2 separate regions of the Mus musculus genome follow, and region 1 is linked to region 2. Evidence: chromatin loops called from intact Hi-C (ENCODE). Cell type or tissue: heart. All regions are shown on one strand. Each heading gives the region's core, and the rest is flanking DNA. Links, peaks and the distances in the headings are about the cores only.

Region 1 (5,380 bases), core at 88-5,087, 180 kb before region 2:
GGAAGTCAGTCTTCCACTAGCAGCCTTTGGATGAAGACATAGAACTCTCAGCTCTGCCTGCGCCATGCCTGCCTAGTTACTGCCATGCTCCCACCTTGATGATAATGGACTGAATCTCTGAACCTGTAAACCAGCCCAATTAAATGTTGTTTTTTATAAGACTTGCCTTGGTCATGGTGTCTGTTCACAGCAGTAAACCTCTAACTAAGAGACAGTATCTATTTATTTTATTTTATTATTTTTTTAATTAGGTAATTTCTTCATTTACATTTCCAATGCTACCCCAAAAATGTTTTCTATGGTAACTTCTGTACCTGAGATTCTCTCTTCTATCTTTTGTATTCTGTTGGTGATGCTTGCATCTATGACTCCTGGTCTCTTTCCTAGATTTTCTAACTCCAGGGCTGTCTCCCTTTGTGATTTCTTTATTGTTTCTAATTCCATTTTTAGATCTTGGATGGTTTGTTCATTTCCTTCACCTGTTTGAGTGTGTTTTCCTGTAATTCTTTAAGGAAATTTTGAGTTTCCTATTTAAGGGCTTCAAGCTGTTTACCTGTGTTCTTCTGTATTTTTTAAGGGAGTTATTTATGTCCTTCTTAAAGTCCTCTATCATCATCATGAGAAGTGATTTTAGATCCAAATATTGCTTTTCCAGTGTGATGGTGTATCTAGGATTTGATATGGTGGGAGAATTGGGTTCTGATGATGCCAAATAACCTTGGTTTCTGTTGCTTATGTTCTTATGCTTGCCTCCTGCCATCTGGTTATCTCTAGGGCTACCTTCCCTGGCTATATCTGACTGGAGCCTGTCCTTCTTGGGATCCTGGTTGTGTCAGAACTCCTCAGAGTCCAGCTGACTCTGTGATCCTGTGATCCTGAGATCCTGCTTGTGTCAGAGCTCCTGGAAATAAAGCTGCCTCTGGGACCCTGAGATCCTGGTGTGACCAAGCCCCTGGGATCCTGGGATCCTGAGATCCTGGGATCTTGGGTGGAGCTTCCTCCGGGTGTTGTGGGACTGGCTGCAGAGTTTGGAACCAAGGTCTGCTCAGAGCTCCAGCCCAGACTGGAAGGAGGGGTTTTTCTTCTCTTGAACAGGGACAATTCTGTCACCATGCTCAGAGAAGTGAAGAATGAGCCATTTTAGCAAAGCCTGCTCCCAGAATCTACAGGTACAGAAGGGTCATCTCCCTCTTCCTTCCTCTTGCATAAGTCTAGCAAACTAGAAAGACTTTTACATGTGTTTACATGCTAGACATGTGAACAGACTGACCATCAGGGTCTGAAAGGTGACCCAAAACGAGAGCAAAAGTGGGGGTGAAGTTCGAAGAGCTGAGGTGATGGGAAAAGAAGAAAGAAGAGCAAAAGAAATCCAGGAGAGTGTGAGAGGACACGCGAGTCATGAAGATGAGTCAGGGCACCACAGACGCCAGAGAAATAAAGGTGGGAACATGGTCAGCCGAGAGCAGGCAGGGAGGAGGACTGAGCGTCCATCCTTAGAAAGGCTGGGATCTGGGATGCAGGCAAACCTGGCAGGAGGACTTCAGGTTGGGGCTGATAAGGACCAGGGGCACCTGCCAAAGGGCCTTAGACAGCCCCCCAACACCCTACCAAACTCCAGGTCCTTGGCACACTTTCTGGACGTGATCTCAAATACTATCAGAACAGAGAAGAATTTAGAACCGTCGCTTTAATAGGGAAAAAGATAAGAGTGTAACACATTTTTAGCTATTACTCATAAAACTGCTTTAACATGACTTTCCTGGCAGGCATGACTACTAAATGAACAATCCCCGCTAGATCCAAATGTTAATTTGCTCAAAAATCTGTGTGAAATGACCAAGTTTCATGCAGAGGTGTTCCTGCTGGTCCATAAGCTGACATGCATAAGCACATGTATAGGCCTGCACATACACACAGGCACACATGAAAACTTGCACAACATACTCTCAGGACCCAAGCTCCACCTTCCCCTTATTTTTTGTTTTTTGATCTAAGGTGAATATAGTAGCAATCTATGATTAACAATAGCAAAAAAGCAACAAATGGCTAGGAGGTGGTGGTGCACATATTCAAACCCAGCACTCAGGAGAGAGAGGCAGGTAGATCTCTGAGTTCATATCCAAACTGATCTACTCAGAGAGTTCTAGGGCAGTCAGGGCTACACAGAGAAACCTTGTCTTGAAAAGGGAAGGGAAGGGGAAGGGGAAGGGAAGGGAAGGGAAGGGAAGGGAGACAAAGACAGAGAGACAGAGAGAAACACACACAGAGAGAGAAGAAAAGTAGCTAATATTTCACTGTAGTTTCTTGTAATCCCCCTCCATAAAGGTGGAAGGGGGTGTGTTCTAGAACTTTTCTTCCGGTACCTGAAACACAGGATAGAACTAAACTTATCTTTATTCTGTAAATATACAAATATAATAAAGGTTAATTTATAAGGAGGTAGAGTTTCTGCAAAGATTACTTTAGAATTCTTATTGAAATTGCTGTTTCTAGAATTTTCTCATGGCTGACCAGGAAATAGGAAGCACAGTAGTGTGGAAAGAAGGCCAGCGTGGGTGAAGCAACAGCTGTGTTCTATATCGGACTTTAGCCCCTAGGGAACTGGAGTGGCAAGATCATTTCCATGTGAATATGACACTGACCCATGCTCTCTTGTCAGCTGGACTATATTGCCTGAGAGAGTGGACAAGTCCACACAGTTTCAGTGACTTCCTGGAGGGTGGGGTGCTGCTACCAGCCTTTTGCTTGCAACAGATTCTAAGACTCCTGGACTATGTGCTGGGCAAACCCCGAGGTTCTGAGGTAGGATACCAGGCTCTGGTACCTGCCAGGATGCTTCCTTAAGCAACCACTGAAACTCTCTGGGACCTGGCTTCCACATATTCTGGAAGATGGTGACCCCAGTACCCACCTGCAACCCTGGCCCACAGACTTGCTGCTCCTGGGCACTTCCAAGGCTAGGTGATTGAAGATGAGTTACTGCCCTGGGCCACAAGGGGCCACTATTCCCTGTTCACAGTATCAGGTACCAAGTCACAGCTACAGCACACTACAGAACTTTCTGCAATAACCAGGGAAATCAGGCCTCTGCCAGGTTATCAAATGCTCAAAACAACTCTCTGCAACAGTCCTTCTGCCATCCATTTCACAGACGAAAACACTAAAACCCACGTCTACCAAGACACTGCCTGGTATCGCCCCCACCTCCCAGCACTGTGCCCAATACAGGCAGCGGCAAACAAGGTGACAGTAAACAACTGCAAGACATGTGGATCCCTGAAGGAAAAGGCCTTTGGGTCAAAAGGAAGAATGAGGAACTAGACTCAGTATGGATGCAAGCATTAAAACTATGGTCTGAAGCCTAGTGGGGTAACACAAACATCTGGAATCCCAGCAGTGGTGTGGGAGGGCAGATGCAGAGACAGAAGGATCCTCAGAAGCACATGGACAGGGTGAACTACAGCTAGAAGGCAAGAACTGAATCAACTGTGGCCCTCTGATTTCCATGTATGTGCTGGGGCATGTACATACCTGCACATGAATAACCCTCATGCATACAGGTGCGTGCACACGCGTGTGTGCACACACACAAACACAGATTGCTCGGACAAATGTATTAAGTCCAACACCACTGGGTAAAAAGCAAAGGGACATTTCATATGTTTACAAACACATCCTCAGTGACCTAACACATGCTTCTATGGGCCAGCAGAACCATGGGCCAGCAGAGACCAAAACACAAATAAGACAGATGCATTCAGCATGCAACATGTACAGGAGATGATAATTACACATGCTCCTGTTTACTGCAGAGGACTTGGAGCAGGGAGCACAGATCACTCTCCATTCATGTGACATTCTTGAAAGAGGCAAAAGCCATTAGTGGGACCAGGTCAAAATGAGAGCCTAAATTATCTTGACCGAATATTTCTACTGAGTCCCAGGTTGCTTTAGACAAATATTATGCAAGGCACTAGCACAAGAAAACCCAGAAGAGCAAGCAAAGCCCTTTCAGCCATGTAGAGCTGAATATCCTGCCCAAAAGCAACTTTGGAGAGGAAAGGGTTTATTGTAAGGAGTCACTGAGGCATGAGACTGAGATGGCCAGTCATATCATGTCCACAGTCAAGAGCAGAGAGAAAATACACCTACTCTGCTTGCTCATGCTTGGCTAGCTTGCCTCACTCCTCCACAGCTGAGGGGCCAGTCCATGAAATGGTGCTGCCCATATTCAGGGTAGGTCTTCCACCTCAACCAACCAAGACAACCCTGTAAGACATGCCCACAGGCCAATCTGATCTAGATAAATTAGAATTAAGACTCACTTCCCAGGTGATTTGAGGTGTGGCAAGTTTATGGTTAAAATCAACCAACACAAAGACTTGGTTCAAAGAACCTGGATGTACTTTAGCGTGCACAGCCCCAGGGTTGTCTGCCTGGACCCCACCCAGCCCCAAGAACGTGGAACTGCATCTCTACCATGGTATGGGTGTGGTTTGTCATCCAAGAAAACATGACAGCATAGAGGCTATGTGAAAACCTTTAAGAGGTGAGGCCTGCTTGTGTTTGTGTCACTGGGGAAGCTACCCTCAGGAGGATTAAGGTAGCTTTCATAGAGCCCAAGCTTCATGAGAACTAGAAGTTGGGAGAGTAAGCTTGTCTCCTTGCTCTTTTTTATTTATTTATTTATTTATTTATTTATCTATTTATTTATTTTAAATTTCTGCCATGAGGTGATGTAGCCAGAAGGGATGCTCACCAGAAACTTCACCAAAAGCATGTACTAAATATATTTTTTTAGCCTGACTTGGATATTTTTGCTATAATAGCAAAAGGAGGGTTAATTACAGACTGCATTCCAGGCCTCTGAAGGAGATGCTAGGCTGCTAGGAAGGAAGCCTGGAGCTGCCAGTGTCACAGAATGAGAAGCCTGCAAGAGGAAGACAGAAAGAGAAGGTAGGAGAATCAGGAATAGTATCCAGACCATGCACCATTTTAGCACTGAGCTACAGCTATGCCAACTCTCAAAATTGTATGTTATGTGAGCCAACCAACTCCACCTTTTTACTTCAGTCATTGTAAAAAAGTTTCTGAAAATGTTAAGAAGTCCAGCCAAAAGAGGGAGACACACAGATGAAAATACAAGATCAGCAGAGTTGTGACAGAAATGTCCTCAGACTTGGAGGATGCCCAGGGGATAGGTCTGACCACAGTTATTCAAGAAAGGCTTCAGTGAATAGCAAATGGGTCAGTGGGTAAGGGCACTTGCTGCCAATGCATTCCATCTCTGAAATACAGAGAACCAATTTCTGCAAGTCATCTTGTCCTGACTTCCTCATTCACATCATAGCATGCACAAGTATGCACACACACACACATG
Region 2 (5,380 bases), core at 92-5,091:
CACATCAAGTATTCCACAATGGAGAATGTTTCAGTCCAGTATGTGAGACTGGGGACCTGCCATCAGTTCACCTTCAGAGGTTGTGGATACAGCCACAGTGCAAGGCCACTCGGATGATAAGGAGAAAGGAAAATACTTTAAACTACCTGGGCCAAAGTCTAGCCAGAGTGACCCCAAGCTTGGTTTTCCTAGAGAACAATTTCCTATGCTAAGGACCAGTGTCACAGGATACTCTCTTCAAACAAAGTCCATTGCTGGCTGGGACCCAGTAGCAGCCATGACTCCGGGGAAATGGTTCTGATTCTTTTTCCTGCTGGATCTGAAACTCGATACTTAGATTTATATTGCCACAGCCAGGAAACCAGAAAGGTATAGATCGGTGTTTTAAGTACAGTTCATCTTTTTTCTCCATAACTATGGAAGGCCACGGCAGGGTGTCGGGTGAGACTGGGCTCCGTGCTCTGGCTATGCTGCTGCTACTCCAGGGAAAATCCCCTGCCTGCTGCTGTCTGACAGCATTTCCTCAATGCTTCCCAACAGTGACAAGGGGTAGACACCCTCAGTGTCCACGGTACTGCCGCTGGGAATGGCCTCTCTCAAGCTGCTTCTCTACCCCACTCTTCTTGGCAAGTATCCCCATCTCTCCAAAGGCTTCTTTAGCCCTACCACACCCATGCACAAAGCTTTCCATCCCTCCAACTCAGGCCACCCTACGGACTCCACCACACAGGTCTGTCCCCTCCTCCCTCCCACTCCTGGCATCGAGGGTGAGGAATGTCTGTGTTAGTGTCAGTATCAGCTGCAGCACCCGATCAAAGGTGTTCACGCTTTCAGGCACTGGGCTGGGGTGACAGTGCACAACCTCAGGGCTTCTGCTAGGATTTCCTGCTCAGGATGCACTCCTGAGAGAGGTGTGATGACTGAAAGCGACAAGAAGGCGGTTAGTGCCCACGGGTGACAAAACAGCCATGTCACTCCCATATGACTCCTTCTATCCTGTGTCACTCCCATATAACCCCCTTCCCTCCTGTGTCACTCCTTCTGACCCCTTCCTTGTCCAGTTGCCATTCGGCCACATCTCACTTCCAGTCTTTGACCTCTCTGTGGTCAGGATCCACACTGCAAGAGCTGAGGGTGCTGCTGAGCACTGAGTGACTCTTAGTCCTCACAGCAGCTATAGGAACCTCATCCTGTGCATTTCAGTGATGGGAAAATTGAGGCACAGAGTTTATAAGCCTCACCCTTCCTCCCATACCTAGAACAGTGCCCACTATGTGACAGACATTTAGTAAACTTTTGGGGAGTGGATGAACAAATTATGAAGAACTGAGGTGTGCCTATATCATATCTGGAAGCTTCCAATTTCTGACAGTCGCTGTCATCCAGGAAACAAGATTCAGAAGGAAAAGCGAGTCTCCAGTGTTAGCAATCTCTGTTGCGGTATCCAGGCACAGTCTGTGTGACTAAGTCACACAGGACTTGGACTGTGACCTGTTTAATGGTCACTGTTCATCCTAAAAAGATCTCATCATTGAACCCTCAGCCAAGCCCTGGGCTAGATGCTGAGCCCTCCCATTGGCTTCCAAGTGCCATAGTGCTTCTTAGTTTCATTTCTCAAACGTCCAGTGTTTGGAATAGTGTTGCTAGGCAATGAGCCAGCCTGCCTCACCTCGACTGAGACTCCCGTCACATGATATCAAGAGAAAAACAGACTGAGGCTTAGTGAGGCAGTGAGCATCGAAGTGAGCAGCGAGGGGCATTGCTCTTGCCCTCTCCTCCATGGCCTGACATCAGAAGTGACAAAGAAATGAGCAACTCGAGTTGCTTGTCTCCCCGCTTTCTCTGAACCCCAGGAAAGAAAAGGAAGGCAGTGGTCAGGACTCAAAAGCCATGTAAGTATCAGTGGCTAAGCAATGATAGCAAGGGAGAAACAGTTTCTAGCTAGCAGTATGTGCCCTTCTAAAGTAGACCAGACTCCCCTCCTCCCCTCCAAAGCCATCACTGTGGGGACAGCCTTACAGGAAGCTATGTGCACATCACCTCTGCCACCCCACCTGACTGTTGAAATAAGGCACCAGCACTCGACACCCACAACTGAGACGCAAAACCCCAAGGTCTTTGCACGGGGAGGGGAGGACAGACAGCAAGGACAGAGGCACAACCTGGTGCTAAAGGACTGTCCACCAACAACAGGGGAAAAGGCTCATTACAGTTCTCAACTCCCAAATACAGAAACTAATTCAAGAGTGGAGAGAGGCAGCAGTTACAAAGGTGGGGGGCACAGCAATGAGTGTCCACCGGGTGGATTCCCACTACATTTGCAGCCTCAAGAAAGACAGATGGCGTCAGGAAGCCTCGTGCTCAGACCACCCGCTCTGGGCTGGTCTGCAGGTGCTCAGCCTTTCACACTTCACAGCGAGGGTGACAGAGCTGAAGAGACAGCAAACACCCACAGGAGTCATGAGCAGTCCCTAGAGTCTCATCATTTCCAATAGGTCCGTTCTTTTCTTAAGCTTTCCAGCAGCTATTCAGCACCCCTGTCCACCACAAGGATACTTACTGGGCACAAAGAGCCTGTTGTCCCTGGTATAACCACAGTCAGGCTTTGCCGAAGGCATTCTCATGCCAGGCAGGGAGATCCAGGGTCTCCTGGCACGGCCACATATCCCCTTGGGGTTGAAATCACCCCAACTGAGAAGATTAAGCGTCTAGAGAGGATTAAGGGTACACATCCAGGAAAGGGGGCTTCAGAGGCTTGTAATTGTAGGGATGCCATCATAAAACAAAAACCATGTCCACCCATTTGGAGGCCTAGACACTGTGTTTGGAATCAGTAAATGAATCCTTTAAGGGTGCTAACAGTCTCACCTACAAGTTACTGAACACTTAACACGTGTAACTCTGAGATACATTTTTCCAATCTGTCTTTTCAAATTGTAAGGTACAACTCTTCTGAGTATGTTTCTTGTATATATGCGTTTAACCTTCACAAACCCACCAGAGGAGCAAGCACCATTGCTAGCCCAACACCAACACAAACCTTGGTTTGAAGCTAGTGAGCTTCACCAGAGTGGCCCCTGGTGGTGAGGGTGCTGCAGTGCCACTTCCAGCCATCAACAGGGAAAGAGTGGCCCCTGGTGGTGAGGGTGCTGCAGTGCCACTTCCAGCCATCAACAGGGAAAGAGTGGCCCCTGGTGGTGAGGGTGCTGCAGTGCCACTTACAGCCATCAACAGGGAAAGAGTGGCCCCTGGTGGTGAGGGTGCTGCAGTGCCACTTCCAGCCATCAACAGGGAAAGAGTGGCCCCTGGTGGTGAGGGTGCTGCAGTGCCACTTACAGCCATCAACAGGGAAAGAGTGGCCCCTGGTGGTGAGGGTGCTGCAGTGCCACTTACAGCCATCAACAGGGAAAGAGTGGCCCCTGGTGGTGAGGGTGCTGCAGTGCCACTTACAGCCATCAACAGGGAAAGAGTGGCCCCTGGTGGTGAGGGTGCTGCAGTGCCACTTCCAGCCATCAACAGGGAAAGAGTGGCCCCTGGTGGTGAGGGTGCTGCAGTGCCACTTACAGCCATCAACAGGGAAAGAGTGGCCCCTGGTGGTGAGGGTGCTGCAGTGCCACTTACAGCCATCAACAGGGAAAGAGTGGCCCCTGGTGGTGAGGGTGCTGCAGTGCCACTTCCAGCCATCAATAGGGAAAGAGGTGCTTTCTTAAACACAGCTCACATCACATATTCCAACAAAAACATTAATTCAAATGTACAGACACTCGGCTGTTAAACAGGAGGTGAATGAAGTAAAGCTGACATAAACATAAAGAAATGTCTACTAAGTAGTGGGAAAGCATCCAGTCTGGGTGGCTTTTCCCACAGGCAGACAGCCAGTCACAACCCTAAGTGCCTGCTAGTGAGGTACCAACATTCAGAGTGCTTTCCACATACTGAGCATCCCCTGTTAGACCTTACTTTCTGTGTGTGTGCACACATATGAGTTCAGTGTGCAGTGTGTGTATATGTGTGTGTGTTCATGCATACAGTGACTACTCTAAACTCACTGGCATTCACAGGATTCACAGGGCATACTGAGTGGCCGTCATTATCTGTCTGTGCTGAGGTCAGCACTGCTGGCCACTCAACAAGAAGATATGACTGTGGCACTTGCCTTTTACAAAGAAAGGTGACATTTCAAAACCCTGCAAACTCAGCCCAGACCATCAGAGTTCTGCTGCCTTCCAGGCTGGTGACCACATTCACTTATGTGAACCAAGGTGTGAAGAGCTGGAGACTTGGCTGGGACTGCAGCTCAGTTGTTGGGTGTTTCCTTGCATGCGCCAGTCTCAGCACTGGGAACATTATTTATATAAGCTGTAGGCCAAGGCCAAGGCTGCTTATCCACACTGCCCTATCAAGGTCTCTTATATCAACGACTGCTACCCACTGAGCACACAAGACTGTAGCAGGGGATGAAGACATCTTTCTTTGACATCACAGCAACTACCAAGAGCAAACAAGTCACCACAGGCACACAGACTCAACAGGTGGCTCCATCCCGCTGACAATGAGAACACGAGGATCAGGAAAGTTGCAGGGAATCCCGGCTGGAACAACCAAGAAGTGGAGCTGTTAAGGGTCAGCCAGGCCAGAGACAATGCTCACAAGCACACAGGAAAAGAAGCATTTGCCAAGGCTTCCCAGTGTCAATCCTCTGTTACATCAGACTAATCCTGTAGGGCTACACAGACAGCCCTTCCTATCCCTCTCACAGATAAAGCAGGGGTGGGTGGAGGCACCCACATTTCTGAAAGAGGCATGGTCCTTATCTTGCAGGAGCAGAGTGGACAAGAAAAGCCTTCCCACATGAAATCACCCCTGAAAACAAAGGCTAACCCACCCACCCATTCACAAACAACTGTTCTGCACAGCCCATATAACTACCAGACACCCAGAGTCAAATGGCCCACCAATGTGGGCCTTTCCTTCAGAAGGTTGGCTGGGAATTCCTGATAGGTCTCAAGCCAAAGATGACCAGAAACAACTAGGATTAATTTCTAAAAAAAAGAGATGAATGAAAATAAAACGGGCTGAGTCCCTGCTGCAGGCACAGCTCAGAGGTATCACAAGAATGTCCTCATGGGAAAGGAACTGACCAAGCTGGTGGCTTTGTCAGGGATGGAAATGGCTTGGGAGGCTCAGAGGCAAGATCCATGGCAGCCCCCAGAGAACCAATTCACCTGCTCCATACCCCACACTGGAGAGAGGCTGAGAAGGGCTCTGGGAACCATGCCTGGCCACTAGGAGAAGGTGACAGACAAGTCGTCCTCACATAGACCTAAGTATCTGTTCAGCCCTGCACAGCAACAGAACTCACACTAGCAGTTCCTGCTCT

What was found. A loop is a pair of places that touch in the nucleus more often than their neighbours do. Peaks named below come from ENCODE experiments on the same cell type or tissue, not always from the same donor. Only the 100,000 strongest peaks of a DNase experiment are listed, where the experiment ranks them.
Region 1: a loop joins it to region 2, with 9 times the contacts of the local background. A loop is called at or near these places in 6 of 42 quality-filtered maps.

What each region holds. Positions count from the first base shown.
Region 1 is chr16:11,601,471-11,606,850 of GRCm38, reverse strand. The region is part of intron 15 of Snx29 (sorting nexin 29); the gene reads right to left. Among named protein-coding and RNA genes, the nearest start is that of Gm32100, 20 kb to the right of the region's middle. In heart, for the core only: a CTCF peak has its summit at 2,996 (motif pointing right); a DNase peak (open chromatin) is centred at 2,740.
Region 2 is chr16:11,421,769-11,427,148 of GRCm38, reverse strand. The region is part of intron 11 of Snx29 (sorting nexin 29); the gene reads right to left. Among named protein-coding and RNA genes, the nearest start is that of Snx29, 100 kb to the right of the region's middle. In heart, for the core only: CTCF peaks have their summits at 3,049 (motif pointing left), 3,377 (motif pointing left) and 3,698; no DNase peak of the experiment used is centred there; H3K27ac peaks cover 1,206 bases.